Regions from separate parts of the Mus musculus genome. Here regions 2 and 3 are each linked to region 1. The links are chromatin loops, found by intact Hi-C in ENCODE. Cell type or tissue: heart. All regions are shown on one strand. Each heading gives the region's core, and the rest is flanking DNA. Links, peaks and the distances in the headings are about the cores only.

Evidence for each region. Peaks named below come from ENCODE experiments on the same cell type or tissue, not always from the same donor. Only the 100,000 strongest peaks of a DNase experiment are listed, where the experiment ranks them.
Region 2: it touches region 1 in a loop (2.0-fold over the local background); 2 of 42 quality-filtered maps call a loop at or near these places.
Region 3: it touches region 1 in a loop (1.9-fold over the local background); 2 of 42 quality-filtered maps call a loop at or near these places.

The regions. Positions count from the first base shown.
Region 1 is chr10:128,485,550-128,492,433 of GRCm38, forward strand. It overlaps Smarcc2 (SWI/SNF related, matrix associated, actin dependent regulator of chromatin, subfamily c, member 2), which reads left to right. Exons shown (of 29, transcript NM_001372395.1): 26 at 11-145; 27 at 1,706-2,087; 28 at 2,385-2,810; 29 at 3,347-5,042. The coding sequence ends at 3,423. It overlaps Myl6 (myosin, light polypeptide 6, alkali, smooth muscle and non-muscle), which reads right to left. Exons shown (of 7, transcript NM_001317218.1): 4 at 6,680-6,853; 5 at 6,510-6,587; 6 at 6,171-6,215; 7 at 5,310-5,484. The coding sequence ends at 6,187. Among named protein-coding and RNA genes, the nearest start is that of Myl6, 4.9 kb to the right of the region's middle. In heart, for the core only: no CTCF peak of the experiment used is centred there; DNase peaks (open chromatin) are centred at 3,412, 4,862, 5,572, 6,132 and 2 weaker places; H3K4me3 peaks cover 2,247 bases; H3K27ac peaks cover 3,229 bases.
Region 2 is chr10:128,121,654-128,128,841 of GRCm38, forward strand. It overlaps Baz2a (bromodomain adjacent to zinc finger domain, 2A), which reads left to right. Exons shown (of 30, transcript NM_054078.2): 17 at 1-12; 18 at 147-327; 19 at 415-474; 20 at 653-797; 21 at 1,371-2,002; 22 at 2,113-2,335; 23 at 2,454-2,609; 24 at 2,682-2,833; 25 at 3,240-3,529; 26 at 3,616-3,748; 27 at 3,846-3,992; 28 at 4,365-4,588; 29 at 4,673-4,816; 30 at 4,935-7,188. The coding sequence ends at 5,100. It overlaps Gm51821 (a long non-coding RNA gene), which reads right to left and starts at 3,910. Exons shown (of 2, transcript XR_003949052.1): 1 at 3,823-3,910; 2 at 341-997. In heart, for the core only: no CTCF peak of the experiment used is centred there; no DNase peak of the experiment used is centred there; H3K27ac peaks cover 495 bases.
Region 3 is chr10:128,137,255-128,144,442 of GRCm38, forward strand. It overlaps Rbms2 (RNA binding motif, single stranded interacting protein 2), which reads right to left. Exons shown (of 13, transcript NM_019711.2): 5 at 6,141-6,298; 6 at 864-943; 7 at 666-775; 8 at 407-453; 9 at 220-313. Among named protein-coding and RNA genes, the nearest start is that of Gm51821, 15 kb to the left of the region's middle. In heart, for the core only: CTCF peaks have their summits at 3,499 (motif pointing right) and 5,114 (motif pointing right); no DNase peak of the experiment used is centred there.

The DNA of each region.
Region 1 (6,884 bases), core at 2,885-6,884:
TCTTGCCTAGCACTTGGCTGCAGTTGAGGAGAGAAAGATCAAGTCTTTGGTGGCTCTGCTGGTAGAGACCCAAATGAAGAAACTAGAGATCAAACTCCGACATTTTGAGGAGCTGGAGACAATAATGGACCGGGAGCGAGAGGCGGTGAGTGGCACACACTCAGGTGTCAGCGGGAGTCTAGAACCTGCCAGAAGACAGCAGAAGTCCTGAGGCTGACACAGAGAAGAGAAGGGCAGGCAGCCTAGAGGTTGAGAACCACGGGTGGGCTGCTAGTCAGGCTTTCTGACCGCTGCATCTCTAGGTCCTCAAGTGATGCTTGCCTCTCACTAGGTTCTCACAAATCTGAGCAATTAAGTGGATTTGAGAGATAATAAGAGACTCAGCAGGTAACTCTGGAAAGTAGACAGGACAGACAGACATATTGATTCAGTTTCTTTTTTCTTTTTTTCTTTTAGATATTTATTTATCCCTCCGGCCCAAAGATTTATTTATTATAAACAAGTACACTGTAGCTGTCTTCAGACACTCCAGAAGATGATGTCAGATCTTGTTAGGATGGTTATGAGCCACCATGTGGTTGCTGGGATTTGAACTCAGGACTTTTGGAAGAACTGAGCCATCTCACCAGCCCTTGATGCAGTTTCTTTGAGAAGGCTTAAAAAGAAATACAAGATGGAAACTGGGGAGAGATGGCTCAACGGGTAAGATCAATGACTGCTCTTCCAAAGGTCCTGAGTTCAAATCCCAGCAACCACATGGGGGCTCACAACCACCCGTAATGAGATCTGATGCCCTCTTCTGGTGTGTGTCTAAAGACAGCTACAGTGTACTTACATATAATAATAAATAAATCTTTGGGCTGGAACGAGCAGGAACTGAGCGAGCAGAGGTCCTAAAAATTCAATTCCCAACAACCATATGAAGGCTCACAACCATCTGGAAGAGAGCAGTCAGTGCTCTTAACTGCTGAGCCATCTCTCCAGCCCCTAAAAATAACTTTTCAAAATAAGAGACTTGCCGGGCGTGGTGACGCACGCCTTTAATCCTGCCACTGGGGTGGCTCTCTGTGAGTTCAAGGCCAGGCTGATCTGCAGAGTTCCAGGATAGCCAAGTTCACATAGAGAAACCGAGTTTTGAAAAACCAATAAACATATAAAAATAAAATTAAATGTAGGGAGAATCAAAATATAATCAAAATTCAGAGGCCAGTGAATCCATCTGAAGTGTCTCCCTAAGAAATACTACATTTGTAGCTGATTTTTTTTTTTTTTTTTTTTTTTTTTTTTGGTTTTTTGAGACTGGGTTTCTCTGTATAGCCCTGGCTGTCCTGGAGCTCACTTTGTAGACCAGGCTGGCCTCGAACTCAGAAATCTGCCTGCCTCTGCCTCCCGAGTGCTGGGATTAAAGGCGTGCGCCACCACGCCTGGCTTGTAGCTGATTTTGAAGGAAGGAAATAACTTGAGTTGACAGAAGCTGGAGGCATTTTCAAATCAGAGTACTAACAAATCCAGCCCGAACTCTGGTGCAGTGAGGGCAGTGCAGGTGGCCTCAGGTCTGCAAGGACAGAGGAAGACATGGCTGAGTCTTCAGCCATGGTGAGACACCAGCATGAGAGATGGGGTCTTCCAAAAGAGGAAGTGGGAGGCAAGGCAATTGCCAAAGGTCTTCTGGTACCCAGTAACAGTTTTCCATTGGTACCGGCAGCTGGAATACCAGAGGCAGCAGCTCCTGGCCGACCGGCAAGCCTTCCACATGGAGCAGCTGAAGTATGCAGAGATGAGGGCCCGGCAGCAGCACTTCCAGCAGATGCACCAGCAGCAGCAGCAGCAGCCACCAACCTTGCCCCCAGGCTCCCAGCCCATACCTCCCACCGGGGCTGCTGGACCACCTACAGTCCATGGTCTAGCTGTGCCTCCAGCCGCTGTGGCCTCTGCCCCTCCTGGCAGTGGGGCCCCTCCTGGAAGCTTGGGCCCTTCTGAACAGATTGGGCAGGCAGGGACAACTGCAGGGCCACAGCAGCCACAACAAGCTGGAGCCCCTCAGCCTGGGGCAGTCCCACCAGGGGTACCCCCCCCTGGACCCCATGGTGAGTGTGGGTTCCAGGATATGTTTGCTATAGAGCTACAGGCAGATGTTCTGGTTCCTTTGAAGGGAATACCTTGGGTATAAATGTTTGTTGCAGTTCCTACAGGTGAACTCCATTGTATTCTGTCCCCAAACTAGCAGGGATGTGTTCCCAAACACAGATACATGGAACTTTATTCCACGAATCTACAGCTTATTCTAGTGCCAGGAGAAAGGGGATAGCACCAGCAGGTAGCTGTGCAGCTTGTGCGGTGGGTAAGATTCCACCCCCTCACCCTCGTGTTCTCTTTATTTCTAGGCCCCTCACCGTTCCCCAACCAACCAACTCCTCCCTCAATGATGCCAGGGGCAGTGCCAGGCAGCGGGCACCCAGGCGTGGCGGGTAATGCTCCTTTGGGTTTGCCTTTTGGCATGCCGCCTCCTCCTCCTGCTGCTCCATCCGTCATCCCATTCGGTAGTCTAGCTGACTCCATTAGTATTAACCTTCCCCCTCCTCCTAACCTGCATGGGCATCACCACCATCTCCCGTTTGCCCCGGGCACTATCCCCCCACCTAACCTGCCTGTGTCCATGGCGAACCCTCTACATCCTAACCTGCCGGCGACCACCACCATGCCATCTTCCTTGCCTCTCGGGCCGGGGCTCGGATCCGCCGCAGCCCAGAGCCCTGCCATTGTGGCAGCTGTTCAGGGCAACCTCCTGCCCAGTGCCAGCCCACTGCCAGGTGAGAAGGGGCCAGGAGGGGAAAGGGTGAGGGAGAGGGCTCTACATTATGGGAGGGAGTCAAGTAGGGAAAGGGCTAGATCCTAGAATTTCCACAGCCCTGTTCAATGCTGTGATAAAACTAGAGCACAGGAGGAAGGCCTCTTTGGCTGTCCTCCATTTCCCAACTGGGCAGCTGCCACCGCTGGGGTGACAGGGCTTTCACTGGTGGGTCATGGAGGAATCCAGTGGTTCAGAGGACCTCAGCTGTAAACCTGGAGCCTAGCTACCGTCTGCATGGCGATGGCTTTCCTTGAGTGTTCCCACCACATTCAGATACCCTATTTAGACCTTGGGGAGAGGAAGAAGGTTTGGGATATAAGGTTTTTCCAGTGTCAGGCGGAAAAGAGTGTTGAGAAAAAGAAATTACACATAGTGGGTACCTCATTCATCTACCCACCCACTGCATGCCATGCCCAGTTCTGTTTGTGTGTGGAGCCTGGGACTGGATCAATCCCTCTGCGTGCTTCAGCTTATTCATCTTCCTTTTCTCCACAGACCCAGGCACCCCGCTGCCTCCAGACCCCACAGCTCCAAGCCCAGGCACAGTCACCCCTGTGCCACCTCCACAGTGAGGAACCAGCCAGCCATCTCTCCCCCTCACTCCCCATGGAGATCACAGTTCCAGGAACAGCCCTCCCCCACTACTGGGACCCTCCCTCAGCCTGAAGAGTTCATCACTACGTAAGGAAAGCTCCTCCTGCCCCCTCACCACCCCCACCATGCCCAGCAGAGGTGTGCAGTTTTATATCCAATTATTATCCACGGACTTCTGACTAAAAGATGTTTCTAATGCCTGGGAGAGAGAATAGGAGGGAAAGATGTTTATACGAGGTTCTACTAACTGGTTCTGAGGGTCTACCCCTTCAGAATTACTGCATTTTTGAAGTGATAACATGAAAATGAAACCCTTTAAAAGGGAGGTTTTAAAAAAAGACACTTCGGAGCCCACAAAAAAAGAACTTTTTTAATTATTATTATTATTATTTTGAGGGGAAAGGGCAGGTTTTAAGAGGAATTAAATTTCTGGGGCAAGGTGTGAGGTGGAATAGGGCACCGAGCCTGTCTCCCTGAGCCCTTGGCAGTGCTGAGTCAGCTCCCCTCACCCATTCCAGTTTATTCATACAAATCCCTCCTGCTGCTCGTCATGGTTGCTGTTTTAGGCCCAGTTCAGCCAATGACCTTTTCCTCCAGTCAGCTTTGTGTTTGTGTTTAAGTCACCTGCTTACTCGTCAGCGTCTGTGTACTTGTGGGAAATGTAGTTTTCGGGGATTCTGTGGTAGGAAATAGAGGAAGAAGGGGCCTCAGTTGGGCTCTTCTTCCTGCTTTCCTAGTTGTATCTGTGAGTGCCCAACAGGCATCAGAGGGGGAGCTCTAAGAGGATGGGGGGCCTGCAGACCCTCAAGTTTGAAAAGCACTTAAGCACCTACTTTTGACAGTGGGACAGTCTGCTAACTTCTGCCCCCACCAACCAAGCCTGACAGAACCCAGTGATAGCTAGGAGTTCCCCAAATGAGGACAAAGATTTGGGAGCAGTGCAGCGTGCCTCTGCACTCCAGGTCTTCCTCTTCACCCCCTACTTGGAGGCAGACACAATTCCAGGCCGCACCAGAGCCTGGCCCCTCCCACCAGGCGCTTTGCTCCTTCTGTCCCAGCGTCTCCTTCCTCTGCATCTCCACACCTTTCTTCTGTTCAAAGTCTTCTGTAAAATTTTCTTTCCTTCTTTGTTCTTTTCTTTTTCCTTTTTTTTTTATAAATTAATTTGCTTTCAGTTCCATCTTGTGGGTGCCTCTGTGTTCTCTTAGCTGTGGCTGCTAGGCAGGGAGCAGATTGGGCTGGGGCAGCCTTCCTGGAGTCCCTCACTGGACATTCACCAGGGTTGCAGAGGCCCACAGCCATCAGCCTCTTGCCACAAGAGGCCACACAGCAGTCAGGAAGGCAGCAGCGGCAGCAGCAGCAGGAGCAGCAGCTGTCACCTACTCAAGATTGAGCTCCGGGAAGCACATCCCTACAGCGTGGACCTGAATCCTTTTAAACATGGCTGCATTCCTTCCCTTATTAGGGAGGAGGCAGGCCTACACCTACTTCTGTTGCTATTGGCCCCTAGCCCTGCAGCAGACAAGACAGGCTCTGGCAGCACTAATATGTCCTGGCATTTTAGCTTCAGTAAACATTCACAGGCTTTCCCACAAAAGGCGTTCGGTACTTGGGTGAGTGGGGGCCAAGAATTTAACCTGAAAAGGAATAGATACCCCACACACAAACACACATAGCTACCTTGATCCTATAGGGATTTGTGACTTTTCTTCATTTCCCACAGGGGAGCCTTTCATTAATGGTTACTACAAGCACTTGATCCAGTTTTCCCTGGCCCCCAGCTTGAGCTTTGTTTCAGGATAGACAACATCATCACCACCTCACATTTTCCTCCCACCTGCTCAGGAAAGAAAGAAAGAACCAAAAGAGGGCAAAGAGAGCAAATTTTATTTGGTGAAGGCAAACATCATCCAAAAGAAACCAAATGGGCAAGGTGCTGTGACAGGGGAGCCTCTGGAGCCACACAGAAATCACACTGGGCAAGGAACAGACTCGGGATACAGAATGTCCTCAGCCATTCAGCACCATCCGGACAAGCTCTGTGGAGAAGAGAGGCGGAGTCAGCCGAGGAGAGGGCTGGGGAGGGGTACCCATGGGCCAGGAGACCACGAGACCATGAAGGTGGCAGGAGGGAACATGCCCATAGCAACCAACCTTGGGTCAGTTTTCAAAAGAGCCACTCAGAGTGGCCAGTTCTCTCTGTCCCTGGTTCCCCTCCCACTGGCTGTTAGCCCCCACCCCCAATCTAAATAGCAAGAACATAGCAGAGGCAGAAAAGTTCTCAGCTACACCTACAGTTATGGTCAGCCACTGGCAGGAGGAGAGGTCAGCTTTGGGTTAGGGTACCTCCACGCTGTCCAGTAGAGGGATGGAAAAAGGACTTTTGTTTTAGCAGCAGAATGGGGCAGTTAGCTCAACCCTGCCCCCGCCAACTCTAGAATCACCATCAGACCAGCCTTCCCTACAAGCTGGTGAGCGTTCCCAGACACCAGCACCAAGACCCCTGTAAGTCAAATCTCAGAGACCATTCTAGGAGAGGAGGTACCACACCCCCAAACTGCATTCCTCATTGAGGAATTTCTCCCCTCCCAAGCCAGCTCCATGCAGAGTCATGCCAGGAGTAAGGCAGATGGTAGTAGGGTATGGCCAGAGGCTAGAGCACAGGTTGGGAAGGAAAAAAAAACACTAGGGAGATAACTAGAGGAGAGGCTGGGAGGAGCCGTACCCGCCCCATGGGCCCGTCACCCCGACAGGATATGCCTCACAAATGCTGCAGGAAGGAAGAGACATTAATGGTGAAGACAAGACACAGACATGGGGTGAAGGGGTCAGGCAGTGGAACAGACATTCTGTTTACGTCCCATTCCTAGCCCACCCTCCGTCCTCCATCACCCCCCCCTTTACTGCTGTCTCCCCAACAGTTCCCTCCCAGGCTGGACTGAGCCTTGCTTGCCCCTTTGACTCCCGACTCCCTTCTGGAACCAAGTCTAGGAATACAATGCCTCTTTAACATCTCCTGAACGACCATTTCCTCACAGGCCCCAGTTTATGGTCTGCCCCTCACCTTCATAGTTGATGCAACCATTGCTGTCCTCATGCCCCGCCACTAGCATCTCTACTTCTTCCTCTGTCATCTTCTCGCCTGCAGAGGAAGGAACATTCTTAGAACTGAGTGACTGACGGGTGAAATATATCAGGTGGCAGCTCAGCTCCAGAAAGGTCACAGACCCTTACCCAGTGTGACTAGGACATGACGGATTTCAGCACCCATGACGGTGCCATTTCCTTCCTTGTCAAACACACGAAGGCCTTCAACATAATCCTCGTAGGTTCCCTGGTCCTTGTTCTTGGCCACGGTCTGCAGCATGGGCAGGAAGTGCTCAAAGTCCAGCACCTTCACATTCATCTCTGTCATGTGGGAGGTGGAGGTGTCAGACAA
Region 2 (7,188 bases), core at 1,470-5,469, 370 kb before region 1:
CCGACTCCGGAGGTAGGGACAGGACAGAGTAGAGCCCAGAGGGAGGGTGAGGCATAGCCAGGGCTCTGGAAAATGTAAATTTCAAGTGTTTCTTTTTTGGTATTATATTCTTCACCAGCGTCTTAGCCTAATTTCTATTTCTTAAGACTGAAAACTGCTCTGGCCAAGCGAACTGGGCGGCCTGAGGTTATGATGGAAGGGGCAGAAGACGGCCTAGGACGGAGGCGCAGTTCTCGGATCATGGAGGAAACCAGTGGCATAGAAGAGGAGGAAGAGGAAGAAAATACAACAGCTGTCCATGGCCGCAGGGGTCGAAAAGAAGGAGAGGTACAGACCAAAGTCAATTAGAAAGTTTTCATCTTTTTTTTGGATCTGGTAGCTCTCCTTTCTCAATGTCCGCTTGTTTCTGTGCAGATTGATGTTGCAGCATCTAGCATTCCAGAGCTAGAGCGCCATATAGAAAAACTCAGTAAGGTACCATGTTTTTAATCTCATAAAAGTCGGGAAATGTGGGTTGCACAAGAGCTGAAGCCCTTGTTCAAATTATATCAGTTTTGTAGGGAGGTTGATAGGCTTCAGTTCTCTCATGGGTACTGAAGTCCATCATGCCATGATGGAAATGGTTTCTATTCCTTTTCCATTTCCTACCCAGCGTCAGCTCTTCTTTAGAAAAAAGCTGCTTCACTCATCCCAGATGCTTCGGGCAGTGTCCTTGGGTCAAGACCGCTATAGACGCCATTACTGGGTATTACCGTATCTTGCTGGTATCTTTGTGGAAGGATCGGAAGGGAGCACAGGTAGGTGCAACTGTGGAAGTTTGGGGTGAAGTCCAGACAAAAGTGAGCACTTCCTTCTGCCTAGTCCTCGTGGGCTTTTGACTCTGTGGCGTGGTAGACTAAAGAGTCAAGCTACTCACCTACTTCTGCTGTCACACACCAGCTATAGGCTTCAGTTTCTTCATCTGTAGACTGTGGCCATAGTGATGTAGACATACGTCCTAGGAGAGTGAGAATGGGGCTAGAGAGGCCACAGAGTTAAGAGCATGCGCTGCTTTTCCAGAGGACCTGAGTTGGGCTCCTAGCACCACGTCTCACAACCACCTGTCACCTCAAGGATCCTGTGGCCTCCACGGGCACTGCACACACACACACAGAATTTCTTTCAAAGACTACAAAAAATTAAAATGTTTTGTACTCTTTAGTGCTTAACAGACCTTAGATGTAGCTCCATGCCAGGTGTTAACACAATATTCTGTGGTTGATCCCAGACACAGAAAAGCAAACTTTAAAAAGCAAGCATGTTCTGTTTATAGGTCTCATTCTTTTCCATTATACAACAGTATATCTTATGTTCTTTGTTTCTCTTCCCAGTTACTGAAGATGAAATAAAGCAAGAAACTGAGTCCTTGATGGAAGTAGTCACTTCAACACCCAGCTCTGCCCGAGCCTCTGTAAAGAGAGAATTAACTGGCTCCAATGCCTCTACTTCTCCTGCCCGGTCCCGAGGCCGACCTCGAAAACCTAAGCCTGGGTCTCTGCAGCCTCAGCACCTTCAGTCCACCATTAGGGAATGTGATTCAGAGCAAGCCCAGACTCAAGTTCACCCAGAACCCCAGCCTCAGCTTCAGGCCCCTACCCAGCCCCATCTTCAGCCAAGTAGTGGGTTCCTAGAGCCAGAAGGTTCCCCTTTCTCTCTGGGTCAGAGCCAGCATGACCTCAGCCAGTCTGCCTTCTTGTCTTGGCTGAGCCAGACTCAGAGCCACAACTCCCTGTTGAGCAGCTCAGTCCTCACGCCGGACAGCAGCCCAGGGAAACTAGACTCTGCTCCGTCTCAGTCCTTGGAGGAGCCCGAGCCTGATGAGGCTCAGTCCTGCCCTGGTCCTCAAGGTCCCTGGTTTAACTTCTCAGCCCAGATACCCTGTGATGCTGCTCCTACACCACCTCCTGCAGTCTCTGAGGACCAACCTACTCCCTCCCTCCAGCTGCTGGCCTCCTCTAAACCAGTAAGTAGCCAGATCAGTCTGTACTTATCTTGCCCCAGGCTCCCATATCTGGCTGTGAGGCTGTAGCCTGAAGTAGGAAATATGTAAACTCCTTCTTGTCTTCTTTGTAGATGAATACACCCGGTGCTGCCAATCCTTGTTCCCCAGTGCAGCTCTCTTCCACTCACTTGCCTGGAGGGACCCCTAAGAGGCTATCAGGGGACTCTGAAGAAATGTCACAGAGTCCCACTGGGCTGGGGCAACCAAAGCGGAGGGGGAGACCCCCTAGCAAGTTCTTCAAGCAGGTGGAGCAGCATTACTTAACCCAGCTGACAGCCCAGCCTATCCCCCCTGGTGAGCAAACTTGGCTAGGATGGGGCAAACATGGAGGTAATTGCAGTTTCCATTGTGGGCGGTGTGATTGGAGCCTGGTTCCCATCCCCTGGCCTATATGCATACCCTCTGTACACAGAGATGTGCTCGGGCTGGTGGTGGATCCGAGACCCTGAGACACTGGATGTCCTGCTCAAGGCACTGCATCCCCGAGGCATCCGGGAGAAGGCGCTTCACAAACATCTTAGCAAGCACAAGGACTTTTTGCAGGAAGTTTGTTTACAGCCCTTAACTGGTAAGTGAGAGACCTTGACCCAACCTGACCTAGAGAAGCTGCCATCATTTATAGACCACTCTCTCTTCCCAGATCCCATCTTTGAGCCTAATGAGCTCCCTGCCTTGGAAGAAGGCGTTATGAGCTGGTCCCCCAAAGAGAAGACGTACGAGACAGACCTAGCTGTGCTCCAGTGGGTGGAGGAGCTGGAGCAGCGGGTTGTCCTCTCCGATCTGCAGATTCGGGTACCTGGGGTTGGCATTGGGGAGGGAATTGCTTAGGGAGGGTTTTGGTTTTGGTTTGGTTTATTTTTATGTATTGGATGTTTTGCCTGCGTGTTGCCTGCATGTACATTTATATAGTATGTACTATAGTATATAGTATGCGGTGTCCTCAGAGGCTAGAAGTGTCAGATCCTCTCACATTGATCTTAGAGATGATTGTGAACCCCATGACGTGTGTTCTGGGAATTGAACCTAGGCCCCTGTCTCAGCCTTACAGGTGTTGGGATTGCAAACATGAGCCACTACACCTGGCTGGGGAGGGTGCCAGGACAAGCCTTGGTGTCTTCTTCCTGAGTGACCTGCCATGACATCATGACATGCAGTGTTTCCCTTTACAATGCGTTCTGTTTCTCTTTCCCACTGGAAGGGCTGGACATGCCCTACCCCAGACTCCACCAGAGAAGACTTGACCTACTGTGAGCATCTGCCTGACTCCCCGGAGGATATCCCTTGGAGGGGTCGGGGCAGGGAAGGAACAGTACCTCAGCGGCAGAACAACAACCCTCTGGACCTCGCTGTGATGCGATTGGCTGTTCTGGAGCAAAATGTGGAGCGGCGGTACTTGCGGGAGCCCCTCTGGGCAGCCCATGAGGTGGTAGTGGAGAAGGCCCTACTGAGCACACCCAATGGTGCCCCTGATGGCACCTCAACTGAGATGTGAGTGACTCCTGCTGCCTGTTCCTTGGCCTGGGAGAGGCAAGACAAAAGCGTATTCCTCACATGAATCACTGCTTTCTCTGCAGATCCTATGAGATCACCCCTCGTGTCCGAGTTTGGCGGCAGACACTTGAAAGGTGCCGTAGTGCAGCCCAAGTGTGCTTGTGCATGGGCCAGCTAGAAAGGTCCATCGCGTGGGAGAAGTCTGTCAACAAAGTGGTAAGTCTGGAAATACTTGGGAGACAAACTAGTGAGAGTGGGGTCGCGATAGCAGGGTTAGGTTAAGGACTCACTCTGCCTTTTCACGATGGTCCAGACCTGCCTGGTCTGCCGGAAGGGCGATAATGATGAGTTTCTCCTGCTGTGTGATGGGTGTGACCGAGGCTGCCACATTTACTGTCATCGGCCCAAGATGGAGGCTGTTCCAGAAGGAGATTGGTTCTGTGCTGTCTGTCTGTCCCAGGTAAGGCTTCTGCTCTCCCATCTCCATTCTCAAGCAAGACTCCGAGATGTCTTCATCTTCCTTTCTTTAAGCAACAGTCCTCAGATGTCCTGGACGGACCCTCAGGTGCTGCTCCCAGGAATGGGCCTGTGACAGCATGTTTGGGTTGAGTCTGTGTTTGAATAAGCCACCTACAGTCTTTAAGCCCCAGTCATTTCCTCTATAAAATAGCAGTTGCCATGCATTTTACTGACCCTCCCATTGATTGTCTGAATGAGTTCACATGCTGGCTTGTATGTGAGCATTTGAAGCCACAGTCATGGGTAGGCAAGACTGATGAGCAGAGGGTGAGCCGCGCCACCCACACTGCTGCTCACCTGGGCCTATCCTCAGCAGGTAGAGGAAGAGTACACTCAGAGGCCTGGTTTTCCAAAACGAGGTCAGAAGCGGAAAAGTAGTTTTCCACTGACCTTCCCAGAAGGTGACAGCCGGCGGCGGATGTTGTCAAGGAGCCGAGATAGTCCAGCAGTGCCTCGGTACCCAGAAGACGGGCTGTCTCCCCCCAAAAGACGGCGACATTCGATGAGAAGTCACCACAGTGATCTCACATTTTGCGAGTGAGTTAGTGGACTCTAGGACTAACTTTCTGTCTCTGTGCCAGAGAGACTGCAGGAGTCAATGTGTGCTTTTTGTACTAATAGGATTATCCTGATGGAGATGGAGTCCCATGATGCAGCCTGGCCTTTCCTAGAGCCTGTGAACCCTCGCTTGGTGAGTGGATACCGACGTGTCATCAAGAACCCTATGGATTTTTCCACCATGCGAGAACGCCTGCTCCGTGGAGGGTAAGCTGATCTCTCTCTTGCTTCACCCTTTCTTTCTCTCTACTCACAGTCCCATCCACTCTGCCCAGGTACACTAGCTCAGAGCTGACAGCTCACAGCCCTGTCTTCCCCTGCCCAGGTACACTAGCTCAGAAGAGTTTGCAGCTGATGCTCTGCTGGTTTTTGACAACTGCCAGACCTTCAATGAGGATGACTCTGAAGTGGGCAAGGCTGGGCACGTCATGCGACGCTTCTTTGAGAGCCGCTGGGAGGAATTTTATCAGGGAAAACAGGCCAATCTGTGAGGCAAGGAAGTTGGGAGTCACTTTGTGGCATCTTCTCCAACCTTCCAAACAAAAACCTGCCGTTCTCACCTGCTGATGGCTGCCCTGGGTGGACTCAAGTCAGACAATGCTGACTCTTGACTCTGCCCTTGGCAGCACCCACATCCTCTTGTTCCGAATCCCTTTTCTCCCTTCCTCCTCTGGCTCCTCAAATAAGAGATGCAGAGATGAGGTCCTTCTGGATGGAAAGCCAAAAAAGAAAAAATTTTCCTGTCTCTCCTCCTCCTCCCCCCCCCCCCCATTAAAATGGAGAGAGACAAAGAAGTCCTCCTTCCCCTTCCCAGCTTCCTCCCCTCCCTGTCCATGCCTCAGCATCCTGGGGCTATTTAACAATAGCAATAGTTCTAGTGAATGTGTGAAACTGAGAAACACTCTGTACTGTGTGCGGACCCGCAGTGACGGCCAGTAAAGTGGACTTAACTCCCAAGTGTGTCGAGCCGGACACCGGGCCCTGAACATGCTGCTTCCATGTTCAGTCCCCTCCCTGCTTCTCACTTCCTCTCACTCATTCTGTTCTAACTCCTCCCTATTTTTAAGGTTTTGTCTCACCCAGTAATGTAAAACTATCGTGTACGGGTTCTTTACCTTCCCTCCCAGTCTTTTTCCCTTATGTGGAAAACAAAGTTGAGAGCTCTCCTGTCTTTCTGTCCTCATCTTCTGCCTCCCTTCTAGTTAACCCTCTAAGGTGTTGGCTCCTCCTCACATGCTGAGTTTCTGTGAGTCTCTAGCCTTTTCTGAAGCTCGGTGGCTGGGGAGCGGACAGGCAGGCAGTGCCCTAGGCCTTCCAGCCTCCTTCCCCTGCTTCCCAAACCTCCCTCTTGGGAACTCCTCAGGGACAACTACTGCTGAGTTTGAGTGCTCCTCCGAGATGGGGGCCAGGTAGCAATTGACTGGCCTCAGAGAGAGGAGGAGAGAGAGGTGGGTGTGGGTGTGTGTTTTGTGTCTGTGTGTGTGCACGTGCACAGATGAGAGTTGTGATTGTGACCCTGTAGTGTGATGGGACTCATTGTTCCCCACATGTGTTTATTCCCGCCTTCCCATTGTTTCACACCATCAACCTTTTGTCTTTGGGAAAACACAAGAACAAGGGTTCTCTGGGGACAAGGCTGTCTCTCCTCATGGTCATTTCTTTTCCAGCCTCTTCAAACTGTGCAATCTTTTCAGCAGGAACTCCCTCTCCCTTCACTAGCTTTGAGTTTTTGCTGGTAGGGGGGTAGAACTGGATCTTTCCTAAACCATGAGTGTCTGGGTTTAGCTGTGTTTTCCTTCCTTACACCGACTTCATGTCCCAGGACCCCTTTCTTCCCCAGCAGCAGAGACCCTGGAGCACAGAATGGGCAGAGAGGAGGATTTGGGTCTACCACTGCCCTGTGTGTGACTGAGCCCAGGTTAGCCCCCAGCATGAGAGGACAGCTGCTAACTCCAAGCTGTAGCCATGGGCCACTGGCCCCTGCTTTCCTGCTCAGCCAAGCCCCTCCCATCAGAAATTACGGGTACTTGCACTGGGGAGGTGGCTGCTAGCTGACCTAAGCAGGGAGCCAAGGCATCCAAGCAATGTTCCATGGGTGGGCGGAGGATGCCAGGTGAGGTGTAGCATTCCTTGTACTCCAGCAGTACTAAAGAGTGGGGCAGTGCGGGTTCCTGGGCAGCCCTGACTCCTCGACCCACCCTCACCGCACTCCCGGTTGCCTGTTTCTAAAGTCGCCTTTTCTGTCGATGAACCTCAAAACTTAATTTTATTTGAGAATTTTTTTTCTTTTAAATAAGAGGTGGATTGAAGAATATTTGAATTGACTTTATATTATGCATAAATATTTATATTTTATCTAAATAACTGCGCTGTAACAAACTTTGTGTTAGTCAGATGTTTGGAACTGTTTCCCCTGGCATAAAGTGTACTGGAGTCATTCGCTACTGGAGGTGCGGGAGGAGGGAGAGTGGAGCCTCTGCTCTGCTCTGTGCTCCTCTCCCAGCCCCACCTCTGCCCTCGGGACCAGGCACTCAGAAGGAGGAGGTCCCAGACTTGATTGTAGAAATGGGGACTGAAGG
Region 3 (7,188 bases), core at 1,470-5,469, 350 kb before region 1:
TTATATATTACACACACACATATACATCTATATATACACACACACATATACATATATATATATATATATACACATATATATATATATATATATATATATATACACACACATAAAAATCACATGTTATGCTCCAACATACCATTTCTTTGTGTGTACTATATAGAAAAGCTTTACATTCGTTCACTTAACACACACAGTAGGAAAAGCCTCACACCTCACCTGATAGGAAGACACAGGAGATGGAAGATACGGGGCTAGCGCAGATTGAGCAAGCATCCTGCTGTGGGCGATACTGTAAGGAGCTGCGTAGAACCTGCAGGAGAGGCCTTTGTTCAGTGAGAAGCCTCGGGGAGCCAGAGCCACCTCCACTAACTGCTGTTTGAAAATTAGAATGAAACACCCTTACCCATTCTGAAGGGCAGCAGTGGGGTCATAGGTCAAGGCCATACCGCCCTGTAAGAAAGAAGGTAGTGTCCATATTGCCAGCCCAGAATACCCACATGTCCCATGACAGGTTTTGGGGACTGCGCTAAAGAGCGAGTAGACACCAGGGCTCAGCCACACATCTTACTCTCAAGCTTCCCACCTACACGCACAGAAGCCAGGCTGCGCCATTTCCAACTCTAATGCTCTCAGGGTTCGTGCTTCCTCGGGGATCTTTTTACCATGTCTCCGTTCCTTGGCCAGGCCCGTCCATTTTGCACGTATCTTCCTTGGCTCTGTCGTTTCTTTGGCCCACCGTCAGCAAATTTGCAAAGCAAAGGGTCAGAAGGTGCTGTCAAGAGAAAACATACACAGTTGCTGGGCCACGGGGCAGTACCCATTCCTCCAATGGCTCCCAGCCCGAGTCCCAGAGGCCTCACCTGCTACTCCAGGGGGTGTCTTTATATACTTTCCATTAAAGTGGGTGATGATGGCTTCACACTTCTCTGTTGACTCCATCCTAAGACGCACATGAGGAGTAAGACCACCTGTCCGGGATATGTGTCCTACACATACTCACAGGCTCCTAGACCCACAAATACTGGAGAATGTTTATGTCCTACATGTTCATTTCGAGGCACCTAGCTTTCCTTTTTATTTATTTTTTTAAACACAGGCTATCTCTCTGTGTGTGTATTTTATATATACCTCTGCCTGGCCTCAAACCCTGTGTCTGAGAATGGCTTTGATCTGATTCTCCTGCCTCAGTGTTACAACTGCAGAAAAGTTCTACCGTGTCTGACTGCTATGGAGTGCTGGAAGTTGTCATGCAGGGTGAGCCCGCACTCGCTGACTGAGTAGCCCAGGCCCTAATGGTGAGCTGATGAGATGGTTCAGTGGATAATGGCATTTTTTTCAGCAGGCCCAACGACTTGAGTTCCATCCCTGGAACCCACATGGTATAAGGAGAGAGCCAACTCCTGATAGTTGTCCTCTGACCTCCACACATGCACTGTAACACACAAACATGCACATATGTACATAAGAAATAAACGTAAAGTTTTTTCAGTGGTCATGGAACTATTTTTTAAAAATTCCTAATGATGTCAGCATGATGGCGCATGACTTTGACCTCAGTGCTCGAGAAGCAGAGACTGGTGTCTCTCTGAGTGTTCCAGACCAGCCTGGGTCTACTTATCAAGTTCCAGGCCAGCTGGGGCTACAATGACACTGTCTCAAAAAAGAAAAAAAAAAAAAAGAAGTGAAGTGAAGTGGAGAAATGGCTCAGTGGGTAAGAGTACCTATTGCTCTTGCAGAGGACCCAGGTTCTGGTGCAAGTACTAACAGGATACCTCACAACCATGTGTAATAACTTACAGTGGATCCAATGCCCTCCTCTGACCTCTGAAGATAACAGGCTCACACTTGGTGCACATAAATGCATGTACACAGAAGACTCTTACACATACAAGTAAATATTTAAAGGAGAGAATTGACTCCTGTGAGCTTCCTCTGGCCTCCACAGAAATGTGATGCCATATTTGTTCTCCCCCCATGAATTGATAAATAAATGCCTTTTTTTTTTTTTTTTTTTTTCAAAGCAGAGTTTCTCTGTGTAGACCTGGCTGCTCTGGAACTCACTCTGCAGATCAGGCTGGCCTTGAACTCAGAGACCCACCTGCCTCTGCCTCCTGAGTGCTGGGATTAAAAAGGTGTGCAGCCACTACTACCTGTCATAAAGAAATGCTTTTTAAAGGGTGTGAGGGCTCTTGCCCCATACGTGATACAGAGGGGGAAAGCACAAGAAAAGAATGAAGGTGTAGGTACCAGTGGCCGTTCACCACCCAAGGCTCTGTAAGTCAGAGCACTCAGGAAAAGTGACCACATCCTCGTCTATGCACCAGCTACAGCTTCCTTCCGAAGTACAGACTGCTGAGCGGTTCCTGCTTGTTTCTGATTTTCTGAAATGGGAATCTTGTTGTATAGCCCCTGTCTCAGTGTTCACATGCTGGGATTTCAGCAGCTCTATACTTGGACTGGCAAGATGGCTCAGCAGATCAGAGAGCTTGCTGCCAAGTCTAATGACATGAGTTTGATCCCTGGAACCGACATGGTAAAGGAGAAAAATTGATTCCTAAAAGTTGTCCTCCATACACACACACACTCACAAATTAACAAATAAAATGTAATAGAAACATAAATGAGGGCCAGAGAGATGGCTCAGCAGTTAAGAGCACTGACTCTTCCAGAGGTCCTGAGTTCAAATCCCAGCAACCACAGGGTGGCTTACAACCATCTGTAATGAGATCTGATGCCCTCTTCTTCTGGTATGTCTGAAGACAGCTACAGTGTACTTACATATGGTAAATAAATTTAAAAAAAATAATAAACAAAACACAGGCAGTTATTTAATCCCAGCTGCTGGTGAACTATGTGAAGAACTGCCTGTATTGGGTTTAACTGTGAGCTTGTCAGCATGTCTCCCAGGGACTGTCTTCCATTAATTCACTTGGGTGGCACCATTCCCTAGGCAGGGACTGTTCCCTAGATGGGGGCCCTAAGCTGTGTCAGAGTGGAGAAGGCAAAGTGAGCCTAAACGGGCAAGCAAGCATGCATGAACTCATCCTGTCCTGGGTTCTGTCCGACAGGGCCTCTCAGTATAAGCTTTTTCAGCCTGGAACTGACTCTATTCACCAAGCTGTCCCTTCCACTCCACCCACTTCTGCCTCTTGAGTGCTGGGATTACAGGGACCACCACACCCTCCTTCCTAAGTATCCTTTTGTCCCGGTGTTTAAGCACAGTAACAAAAATGGAACCAGGACACATCACAAAAGAAAAAGGGCCAGGCGTGGTGGCGCACGCTTTTGATCCTAGCACTCGGGAGGCAGAGGCAGGCAGATTTCTGAGTTGGAGGCCAGCCTGGTCTACAGAGTGAGTTCCAGGACAGCTAGGGCTACACAGGGAAACCCTGTCTCGAAAAGCAAAACAAACAAGCAAACAGTGTGTGAGCCGAAAGTGGAAGAACACAAGTCCAAGACTCTTCCTCTTGTATTACCCAAGGTTGACATTAGGTGGCGCTACGCAGACTGAGCCTATTCAGAACTAGTATTTTTCTAGCCACAGCCTCTATTTTATTGGAGAGGCTGTTCTTTGAGACGGTATCTCACATAGTCCAGGGGCTCCCCATCCTCTTCCAAATGTCAGGATTGTGATGGGCCAAGATAACCCACTTCACTCCCAGTCTGAGCAGGCTAAGAGACTGAAACACAAAACCCAGACCTTTAAGCTAAAAACAATTAACAACTAACAGACTCTCCTCTCAAGTGAAACTCACTTGTTTGATTTTTCAATATTTTATTTATTTGTTTGTTTATTGAGCTAGGGTCTCACTCTCAATTCGGCAGGTCTTGAATTCCAAGTGATCCCTCTCATCTGAGCTACAGATCAGGCCTTGAATAGTTTGTTGTTTTGGTGTTTGTTTGTTTGTTTGTTTGTTTCAAGAGAAGAGTTTTTCTGTGTAACAGAGCCTTGGCTGGCCTGGAACGTGATCTATAGACCAGGCTGGCCCTGAACACATAGAGATCCTCCTGCATCTGCCCTCTCAACCACTGCTTGACTTCCACTGTTGATTTTGAGACAGACTCTTAAAAAAAACAAAAGCAAAAACAAAAACAAAAATCAACTTGGGCTGACTGTAAACAGTCTATGTACAACTTTCCAAGCACAAGGGTTACAGGTGTGTACAAACTTTGAGGGGTTCACCTTCAACTTCTGATTCTCCTGCCTCCACAACCCAAGTGCTAAAATGTCATTAGATACCCATTTTATTCCATGCTGTAGATCAAATTTTGGGGGGGGGGGTCCCATGCCTACTAAGCAAGCACTCTACCCACAGAGCTACATTACCACCCTGTCTTGAGCTTGGACTCATGATGTAGTTAGTGCTGGCTAGCCTGGAACTCACATTCTTTCAGATATGGCCACTTTGAACTTGCAGAGATTTTCCGCCACTCAAAACAAAAAGTCTTTGCAACAATGTTTCACATGTATTTATTTTGTATGTGTTAGCATTCTCTCTAAGATCCATCCCACAGTTACCTGGCAACAGCCAGGGATGCTCCACCCCACAGTACCTGGCAACACCCAGGGATGCCTGATGAGCTGCTTGCTCCCTCTTGCTCATGTTCTGTCCTCTCCTCTCTCTCCTCCCTCCCCTCCATCTCTCCACGTGCTCATGGCAGCCTCTTCTCCTCTACTTCTTCTCTTCTCTTCTCCTCTACTTCTCTTCTCTTCTCTCTGCCTTTCTCTGCCTCTACTACCCTCTTAACTCCCCCCTCCCATGCCCTTAATAAACTCTATTACTATACCATCATGTGGTTGCTCCCTCAGGGGGAAGGGATGCCTCAGCATGGGCCCACCAAGGTACCCCCTCCCCCCCATACCTGACTATACCTCCATAGAACATAACTCCCCCCCCCACTTTCTTTGTCTTTTTATAAAAACATCAGTATGTGTGTGTAGTCATGTGAGTGGTGGGGGGGGGTCAAACATGTTGGCAGGCTTCAACAGCAAGCATCTTTACGTGCTGATCAACCATGTAAGCACCCAAGCAAAATCTTTTTTAAAAAAGTAAGTCATTTTTAGGTAGGCTAAGATCAGGTGAAGCTCCATGACACATGAGCCCAGGAGAGGGCAGCCTAGAGAAGGAGAGATCTGGGTAATCAAACTCCACAGAGAACGCTAAAGCTCAGCAATGTCCTACAACACAGGGCAGCCACTGCACAGGTTGTTCTAGGATAGAAGTCTCCCTGAAGATCCAGAGAGCATAGCAAATCTTCCACTTCATCCTACTGATCTGAGGACTAGGTCCAGGCCTGACAGAGTTTAAATGAGGTGTGGAGTGGGAATGGTCAGCTGTAAGGGCACAGAATCGGACGAACAAAAGCTAGGTTAGCAGAGGCAATGGGAAAGGAAGCCGAAGGACATCCATGAGGTGAGGCGTGGTGGAGCATGCCTAGAATCCCAGCGTCTGGGAGGCAGAGGCAGGAGGATTGCAGGCAGTTTTTGTTATGTGCCAGGCCCTTAGTTTAATATTCAACACACACACACACACACACACACACACACACACACACACGATTTACTACCAAGGGTTTAGACAACTTGCATTCATGTATGTATTATGTATGTGCAGAAGCTGCCGCACATGTGAAGGTCAGAGGACCACCTTCTGGGGTCAGTTTTTCCTTCTACCGTCTGGGCTCCAGGGATCAAACTCAGGTCACCAGGTTTGCTGTCAAGCACTTTTACCTGCTGAGCTACTTTGCTGCCTCTTATTAGGTTTGTTTGTTTTGGGGTTTTTTTGGTTTTTCAAGACAGAGAAACCCTGTCTCAAAACTCACCAGGCTGGCCTCGAACTCAGAAATCCGCCTGCCTCTGCCTCCCAAGTGCTGGGATTAAAGGCGTGTGCTACCACACCCGGCTTATTAGGTATTTTTGACAATTATTTTGGTCTAGTTCAGGGGAAGGGCACTGTGTGTGTGTGTGTACGCCTATGTGTCTATATGTGTATGTATGTGTGTATCTCTGTGTGTATTTGTGTGTGTCTGTGTGTGATTCTGTGCGTGTGTGTCTGTGCGCATCTGTATGTGCATCTGTGTGTGTATGTGTTGTTTCCTAAGTTATTTCTTGCTAGCCACTCTCAGTCATCCCTTACCTTGCAAAGCCGACCCCTCTGCTGGCCCCACTAGTGTCTCGAAGGATCCGAGTAGAGATGACCTGGCCAAAGGGCTTCAGCATCCCCTCCAGTTCCTGCTCGTCCATTGACAGAGGGAGGTTTGAGATGTATAAGTTTGTAGGGTCTTGCTCCTGTTGCTATGGACACGAAGGTGAAAACTGAGGCTCACATCTTGCTCCCCATCCCATCCTCAGCCCTCATGCACAGAATAACATTTGAGAAGAGAAGCATTAAGGGGGGGATCCAAACACAGAGAACCTTCTGTTTGTAATACCCAGAACTGTCACCGTGTACTACACACCTAGTCCAGGAAGAGAGATTATAATATTTACCACGTCTACTGCTGTACAATCCAGTAACACAAGCCACCTACCAGCTGTCTCTTTAAGAAGCAGGCAGAACAAGTTTTCCTCTTGCCCTGCAGCCTGGCCCTGAGGTTAGATTCCTTTCTCCTGACTTGTCAACTCCACAGTTCAGAATGATTTCTCTCCCTCTCTTCTGCCACAGCAGACTCGGCTAAGGGGGCTACCTGGTCACTGGCGGATGGGAGGGAAGCAGGGAGGGCAGCAGGAAGGAAACAGAAAGGGCAGGGTGTGCTGTGCAGTGATTTACCCCAAAGGTGTTTGGGAGCCCCAGGGAGAGGCTGCACTAGGGGCAGGGTGGAGGTTCCTGGAGGGCTCAATGACAGTTCTGCCTAAGGGCTTGATTTTGAATTCCTGATCCTTCTGTCTCCTTCCCAAGTGCTGGGATCACAGGTGTGTGCACAACACCCACTCCAGAGCTGTTTTCAAGCCTGTCAATCATTACACTGCTTTAGTCAGTCCTTTTCAGCAACCTTAATCCCACTTTCAACTTCCGTTTCTTTCCCTTTTTTTTCCACCTAAAATTTATTTTTTACTTTACATCTATGGGTGGTTTTGTTTGTTTGTTTGTTTTTTGTTTTTGCCTGTATGTATGTCTGTGTATGGTGTGCATATAAGCATCCAGAAAGACCAAAAGAGGGCACTTCCCTGGAACTAGAGTTAAG